3 separate regions of the Homo sapiens genome follow, and regions 1 and 2 are each linked to region 3. A link is a loop called in an ENCODE intact Hi-C map of the cell type or tissue named here. Cell type or tissue: HepG2. All regions are shown on one strand.

Region 1 (2,500 bases), 58 kb after region 3:
TAACTTGCCCTGAAACACCCAACATTCATTCACAGACTTATTTGCTCCATTAGCCAAGAGCAGGTCCTATAGGTGGGGCGCATGGTGCAGGTAGAGACCCTGGGCTAGGAGGCAGGGACTCAAGTCCTCATCTTGGATCTGCCATAGCAATGCTGTGTGACCTTAGAGCTATCACTGCCCCTTTCTGAGCCTCCTTTTTCTCATCAGCAAAACAAGGGGGCTGGATTCAGTGTTCACAGAGTGCCCCGCAGCCCTGCTGCAAGCTGACACTACTACATTCACAACCTTGCAGGAGGCAGGAGACAGGGCTGGCTCTGCTTCCCTCCTCGGCAGTGGGAGGGAGCTTCTCGTTCTGTCTGAGAGAGGGGGAAAAACTGTTGCAGAGAGTGAGCAGCCTGGGGGCAGCATCTGTTTGGGTCTGAGTGTGAGTGCGTGTGTATGAGTGAGCAAATGTGTTTGCGTGTCTGCGTGTGTGTGAGTGTGGGTGTGCATGGAAGAGTGTATGAGTAAGTGTGAGTATTCAAGGACTGTGTGAGTGTGGATGTGAGAGTGCACATGTGTGTACATGTGAGTGTGTGCCATGTGTGTTCCCGGTCAGTGTGAGTGTGCATGCGTGGGAGCAGGTATGCATGTGTATATTTGAGCTCATGGGCGGCCTGTGCCCTGGAGAAGCCCAGAGTAGTGGAGACTGGAGTTTGGCTGGAGCAGAAAGCCCCCTTCTCTTGTCTTTACCTGGCCCTCCATCCTCCAGGCCAAGCTGGGACCTCTGAATGGGTGGAAACAGAGTCCAAACCAGGCCTTTGCCCTTGGTAGGGCCAGACAGTTGGCCTTCCATCTTGGCAGGGCACCTGCCTCCAGGGGCCGCTCCCATGCTCTACCCTGGGTCTCCCATGAAAGTATCAGGGCTGCTATTTGGGGAGGGGACTATATCTTTAGAGGCATGATAATCCTGCTTGGAGCTGCTTTGGGGTCACCCTGGCAGGCGGCCAAGGAGACTTTCACCTTTAGCTGAGCTACAGGCCAGAGCCATGTGTCACCCTGTGGAGGAAGGGGACCCAGAGAGGAAGCCAAGCCTAAGGGAAGGGCATTCAGCTACCAAGGCCATCTGCCATCTCTGCCCCCTGGAGGCTGGACCAGACCTAGGTGGTCACCACTTAGTGTGATCAGACATCAACCATCTCTAGGTAAACGAACTTCCCTGTTGGTGCCTGAAAATCACCCACAGTGCCGCATTGTCATGGGTCAGGCACTGCCTCTCCTCACCCAGGCCCTTGTTTATGTGATGGGCTGGGTTGTTGTCTCTGCCTAGTCATTTAGTTGCGGTGTGACTTTGTATAAAACACTTAGCATCTCTGACCTCAGTTTATTTCAAATTCTTTTTTTAAAAAAATTAGTAGGCCTTATTTTTAGAGCAGTTTTAGATTTACAGAATCAAATGGCTTTTTAACATAACACCTTACAGCTTGCAAATCCATCACTTTTCACCACTTGTTTATTGAGTGCCTACTATGTGCCAGGTCTTGTTGGAAACTTAGCAGTGAACAAAACAATGATCCCTGCCCTCAGGGAACTGACATGTCCGTGGGGGCAGGCAGATGGTAAGCAATTTGGTCTGTCAAAAGACGGTGAGTGCGTCCAAAAAAAGAGAAAATAGAGCAGGGAAGGGGAATCGGGGTACCATGGTGTCAGGGATAAAGGTAGCAATTTTAATTAAGGTGGTCTATTAGGGCAGGCCTCTCGAGAAGGTGGCCCTTGAGCAAAGGCTTGAAAGAAGTGAGGAAGTGGTCCACACAGGGACCTGGGGAAGAGAGCTTCAGTCAGAGGGAACAGCCAGTGCTAAGGCTCTAAGCATGTTGGACATACTCAAAAGATAGCAAGGAAGCCAGTGTGTCTGGAGCAGAGCAGTCAGGAATAGACGAGGAGGGTAGGAGCAGAAAGGGTTGTGCATAGGATTTTTTTTTTTTTTTTTTGAGACAGGGTCTCACTCAGTTGTCCAGGCTGGAGTTCAATGGTGCAATCTCAGCTCACCGCAACCTCCATCTCCTGGATTCAATCGATTTTCCTGCCTCAGCCTCCCAAGTAGCTGGGACTACAGGCATGCACCACCATGCCTAGCTAACTTTTGTTTTTTGTTTGTTTGTTTGTTTGTTTTGAGCTTGAGTTTCGCTCTTGTTACCCAAGCTGGAGTGCAGTGGTGCAATCTCGGCTGACTGCAACCTCCGCCTCCCAGGTTCAAGCGATTCTCTTGTCTCAGCCTCCCGAGTAGCTGGGATCACAGGTGCACACCACCACGCCCAGCTAATTTTTGTATTTTTAGTAGAGACGGGATTTCACCATGTTGGTCAGGCTGGTCTCAACCTCCTAACTTCAGGTGATCCGCCTGCCTTGGCCTCCCAAAGTGCTGGGATTACAGGCGCGAGCCACCACGCCCAGCCTGTATTTTTAGGAGAGACAGGGTTTCACCTGTTGGCCAGACTGGTCTCAAACTCCTGACCTCAGG
Region 2 (2,500 bases), 79 kb after region 3:
ACTCTGTTGCCAAGACTGGAGTGCAGTGGCATGATCTTAGCTCACTGCAACCTCTGCCTCTCGGGTTTAAGTGATTCTCCTGCCTCAGCCTTCCCGAGTAGCTGGGCTTATGCCTGCCACAACAACCAGTTAATTTTTGTATTTTTAGTAGAGACAGGGTTTCACCATGTTAGCCAGGTTGGTCTCAAACTCCTGACCTCAAGTGATCCACCCGCCTTGGCTTCCCAAAGTGTTGGGACTACAGGCGAGAGCCTGTAATAAAATAAATAAATAATAAATATAAATATAAATATAAATAAAATATAAATAAAAAATATATATAAATAAAAATAAATAGGTGCACAGCCTATTTATTTATAAAATAAATTTATAAAAATAAATTTATTTAAAAAATATAAATATAAAAAATATATAAATATAAATAAATAATTAGGCGCCCAGCCTATTTACTTATTTTTGAGACAGAGTCTTGCTGTGTCGCCAGGCTGGAGTGCAGTGGCATGATCTTGGTTCTCTGCAACCTCTGCCTCCTGGGTTCAAGCGATTCTCCTCTCTCAGGCTCCCATGTAGATGGGACTACAGGCACCCACCACCACGCCCAGCTAATTTTTGTATTTTTAGTAGAGATAGGGTTTCACCGTGTTGGCCAGGCTAGTCTTGAACTCCTGACCTCAGGTCATTTGCCCGCCTCAGCCTCCCAAAGTGCTGGGATTATAGGCATGACCCACCGTGCCCAGCCGCTTTCCCTATTTTTAAAGCTCTCATAGAGGACTGTGATCCTCCCCTCTGCCCCAGGGTCTTGCTACTCAAAGCATAGTCTAAAGCATCAGCACAGCACTGGGAGCTTGTAAGAAATGCAGAGTCTCAGGCCCTACCCTAAGCCCACAGTTTAGCAGACTTCCAGGAGATTGGCATGCACTTTAATTGTGAGAAGCTCTGCTGTAAGGCACACAGGCTCCTTTTGGGAGGACAGCCGATTAGGTCCTCCAATCAGGGCTGGCCCATCTTCTCGTCCTTCCCCACCCAGCTCTTGAAGCTGCGAAAGTTTTTTCAGTGTCATCAGCATAGCTGGCCCCCAAGTGTCTGGCCCTTGCTGCCCCCTGCTGTGGCCATCTGCTCATGAATACCCTGTCAGAAGGTCTGGGCATGTGCAGTTTGGTGAATCAGCAGGGGTTTGCAGGCCCTTCCTGCCAGGGAAGGGCATCACAGACCCTCGGCATCCACTCAAGGAGCAGACTATGGGATTGCATGCTTCACCCAAGGAAGATCTAAAGGTCTTTAGATCTGCAGGTTGGAGAAAATGACAGACTTGTTCTGTGAGGTTCTGGGACCAATCAGAGGAAGTTATAGGGAGCGCTGTTGCAGTTCAATATAAGGAAAAGGTTCAAACAAGCAGGAAGGGGCTGAGGCAGAGGGCAGTGAACATCCTGTTTCTGAAAAGAACATGCAGGGGTTGAATGACCTTCTTTCAGGGAGAACCTGTGGGTTGGGTGTGAGCTTGGAGGGGGCCTCCACTCAGGGCTGGAACATGCAGCCTCCCCAAAGGCAGGGAGGCCGGGTCATGGCGCGAGAAGAGCATGGGGAGCGAGATGATTCAGGATTCCTCTGTGTCTCTCCCTGCCAACGTTGATTCATCAAACCGCGCCTATGCCCAGACCTCCTGACAGTTTCCATAATGAGAGAGCTGTGGCCAAGGTCATGGGGCATGAAGGCAGTTTGGTTAAACACAAACTGTCTGAGTGTGAAATAACTTCCATGTTGGTCTCTGCTAGTTTGTAAGCTCAGTAAGGTCAGTGGCGGCTACCTGTTGAGTCTGCAGCACCTGGCAGAGGGTCCGGCAGATAATATTCATAGCATCTGCCCAATAAATATTTGTTGACTTCAATATAATTGGTTGAAAATATTAGTCCCTTGTTTGTTTTTATTTTGAGACAGTCTCATTCTGTTGCCCGGGCTGGAGTGCAGCGGCGTGATCTCAGTTGACTGCAACCTCTGCCTCCTGGGTTCAAGTGATTCTCCCGCCTCAACCTCCCAAGTAGCTGGGACTACAGGTGCATGCCACCATACCTGACTTTTTGTATTTTTAGTAGAGACAGGGTTTCACCATGTTGGCCAGGCTGGTCTCGAACTCCTGACCTCAAGTGATCTGCCTGCCTCAGCCTCCCAAAGTGCTGGGATTACAGGCGTGAGCCACCACTCCCGGCCCCTTGTGTTTTTTTTTTTTTTTTTTGAGACAGAGTTTCTCTCTTGTCACCCAGGCTGGAGTGCAATGCCGGGATCTCGGCTCACTGTAACCTTTGCCTCCTAGGTTCAAGCAACTCTCCTGCCATAGCCTCCCCAGTAGCTGGGATTACAGGCGTCCGCCACACCTGCCACATTTTTATATTTTTAATAGAGACAGGGTTTCACCGTGTTGGCCAGGCTGGTCTCGAACTCCTGACTTCAGGTGATCCGCCCACCTCAGCCTCCCGAAGTGCTGGGATTACAGGCATGAGCCACT
Region 3 (2,500 bases):
ACTGTGTTGCCCAGGTGAAAATAAATTTAGAAATTTAAACTTTAAATGTAATAATTGCACCAGGTGAGATGGCTCACTCCTGTAATCTCAGCACTTTGGGAGGTGAAGGCTGGCAGATCACTTGAGGTTAAGATTTGGAGAGGTCAGATCACTTGAGGACAGGAGTTGGTCAGCCTGGCCGACATGGTGAAACCCCATCTCTACTAAAAATACAAAAATTAGCTGGGTGTGGTGGTGCGTGCCTGTAATCCCAGCTACTCGGGAGGCTGAGGCAGGAGAATCGCTTGAACCTGGGAGGCAGAGGCCTGCAGTGAGCTGAGATCGCGCCACTGCATTCCAGCCTGGGCAACAGAGCGAGACTATGTCTCTAAATAAATTAATTATATTAATTAATTAATTTAATAACTGCAGAGCGTGGTGGCTCACACTTGTAATTGCAGCATTTTAGGAAGCCGAGGCAGGAGGATCGCTTGAGCCCAGGAGTTTGAGACCAGCCTCGACAACGAAGCAAAACCCTGTCTCTACAGAAATAAAAATAAAAAAAATTAGCCAGGTGTGGTGGTGCCCGCCTGTGGTCCCAGCTACTCGGGAGGCTGAGGTGGGAGTATTGCTTGAGACCAGAAATTTGAGGTTGCGGTGAGCTGCGACGGTGCCATTGCACTCCAGCCTGGGCGACAGAGAGGGACCCCCCCCCAACTAACTAATAAATAAATAAATACAATAATTATTCCTAAGGAAACTTCATCTCATGTCCCTCTACGTGTGCCAACGTAATGAACCCCTGAGCTCATAAACTAGCTTTTGGGAAAGGTTGATCTCCTCTTGTCTCTCGCATTTTACAGATGAGAAAACTAAGACTCAGATGGCAGAGGTGTCTCCGAGGCTCCAAGAAAGATCAAATGATGCTGTGACTACTGCTCCAATTCTCCAGGGCTACATTTATCCTCTTCCAGCCTCCAGCAAATACTTTCACAAGCGCTTTTTCCCAGACCAGAGCAAGACGCGGAGGCTCGGGGAGAGGAGGCGGCCAGGAGAGCGCAGAGGAGACGAGCGAGTTCGGGGACCGTCACGCGCCAGAGGCAGCAGCGGCCACGAGGGGGAGCGCGCGGGCTCCGGAGCCCAAGCACGCCTCAAGCTGTGGGACTCGCGGGCAGTGCGCATGCGCTCGAAGGGAGGTGGAGGCGCAGGTCCGGGCGAAGGGCGATACGGTGGCCGAGAGGGCACGGAGAGGAGGACGGTGGCTGACGAGATCCGGCATGGAGCATCTGGAGCGCTGCGAGTGGTTGTTGCGGGGGACGCTGGTGCGGGCGGCCGTGCGGCGCTACCTGCCCTGGGCCCTGGTGGCCTCCATGCTGGCGGGCTCCCTCCTCAAGGAGTTGTCCCCGTTGCCCGAGAGCTACCTCAGCAACAAGCGCAACGTCCTCAACGTGTGAGTGCACCCCGGTCCTCCGCTGTCCCCGCCCGAGCCGGCCCGCTGTCGCCTCGCCCAGAGAAGCCGGTGCTAGCTGCCGTGGTGGACGAGTCATTGGAGGGGAGGTCCTCCTCCTAGCCGTGACAGCAGCATCTGCACGCGTGTCACGCCTGGGAGGCCCCGGGGTAGCTGGTGTCACTAGCAGTTAGTGTTTGCAGACCCACTTTGGGCAGCATGAGCTTGACTGGGCAGGTGGTGACAAGCGGGGTCGTGTGTGTCTCTGTATATGTAGGGGTGTGGAATGGGGTGGGGATGAACCAGCCCCTGTCACCACTCCCCCGCCTCCCCTTGGAGTTAGGAGCTGACCCCTGCCCTGTTTGGGAGATGCCATCTCACCTCTGTCCTGCCTGCCTGTGGCAGACCCCGCGCAGACCCCACCCTGCGTCAGATCAGATCCCTCCAGCGCGTGACAGAATCCCTTTACGACCTGTGGAAGAGCCTCGCCCCAGCCTGTGACAGGCAGAGCCCCCGCCTGTGAGATACTCACAGAGGGCTGGAACCCCCTAGTCTGTGCCCTTTCCCCTGGATCTCCTTGGATCATCTCAGCCACTCAGAATGCATGGCAGTGGCCCAGAAAAGCAATCCCAGCTGGGCGCTTTGAGACATCTCCTTAACTCCACCCATCCACTCCTTTGCTTGCTTACTTGCTTTTTTCAAAACTCCCGGTTAGTAAGTTTATTGCACAAAAACTCTGTTGCGGTCATAAAGGGAAACTCTGAAAGATAAAACTGCTCCCTTGATGTGAGCCTAAGTGTTTTCCAGAATAAGTGTCTCTGGCGTGTCCTGAAAGTCAGCCCAACTTTGGTTATCTGCTTAAAACCCTGGTTCCTTTCACAGGCAGCTTCCTCAAATGCCTGACGGGTCTTGGCTCTGGCAAGATCTTCCTTATCAGTCCCAGTGAAGATTTTAGTGACAGGCCTGGGGGTGGTGCCTGAGAATCCATTGGAACCTAGAAAAAAGTCCTTCTGTCCTTGGTCCACCTTCCTTCCTCACCCACCCTGAGAGGCTGGGCTAAGAATAGATCATGAG

What was found. Peaks named below come from ENCODE experiments on the same cell type or tissue, not always from the same donor. Only the 100,000 strongest peaks of a DNase experiment are listed, where the experiment ranks them.
Region 1: it touches region 3 in a loop (9-fold over the local background); 4 of 110 quality-filtered maps call a loop at or near these places.
Region 2: a loop joins it to region 3, with 7 times the contacts of the local background. A loop is called at or near these places in 8 of 110 quality-filtered maps.

The regions. Positions count from the first base shown.
Region 1 is chr20:44,252,293-44,254,792 of GRCh38, reverse strand. All of the region lies in intron 1 of GDAP1L1 (ganglioside induced differentiation associated protein 1 like 1), which reads right to left. Among named protein-coding and RNA genes, the nearest start is that of GDAP1L1, 6.2 kb to the right of the region's middle. In HepG2, a CTCF peak has its summit at 1,128 (motif pointing left); a DNase peak (open chromatin) is centred at 1,092.
Region 2 is chr20:44,230,487-44,232,986 of GRCh38, reverse strand. No RefSeq gene overlaps it. Among named protein-coding and RNA genes, the nearest start is that of GDAP1L1, 16 kb to the left of the region's middle. RefSeq lists an enhancer at 559-1,188. In HepG2, a CTCF peak has its summit at 1,105 (motif pointing left); DNase peaks (open chromatin) are centred at 1,096 and 1,676.
Region 3 is chr20:44,309,905-44,312,404 of GRCh38, reverse strand. FITM2 (fat storage inducing transmembrane protein 2) reads left to right here and starts at 1,203. Exons shown (of 2, transcript NM_001080472.4): 1 at 1,203-1,429. The coding sequence starts at 1,257. RefSeq lists enhancers at 1,151-1,300, 897-1,626, 1,591-1,680, 1,627-2,356. In HepG2, a CTCF peak has its summit at 1,096 (motif pointing right); a DNase peak (open chromatin) is centred at 1,164; H3K4me3 peaks cover 1,684 bases.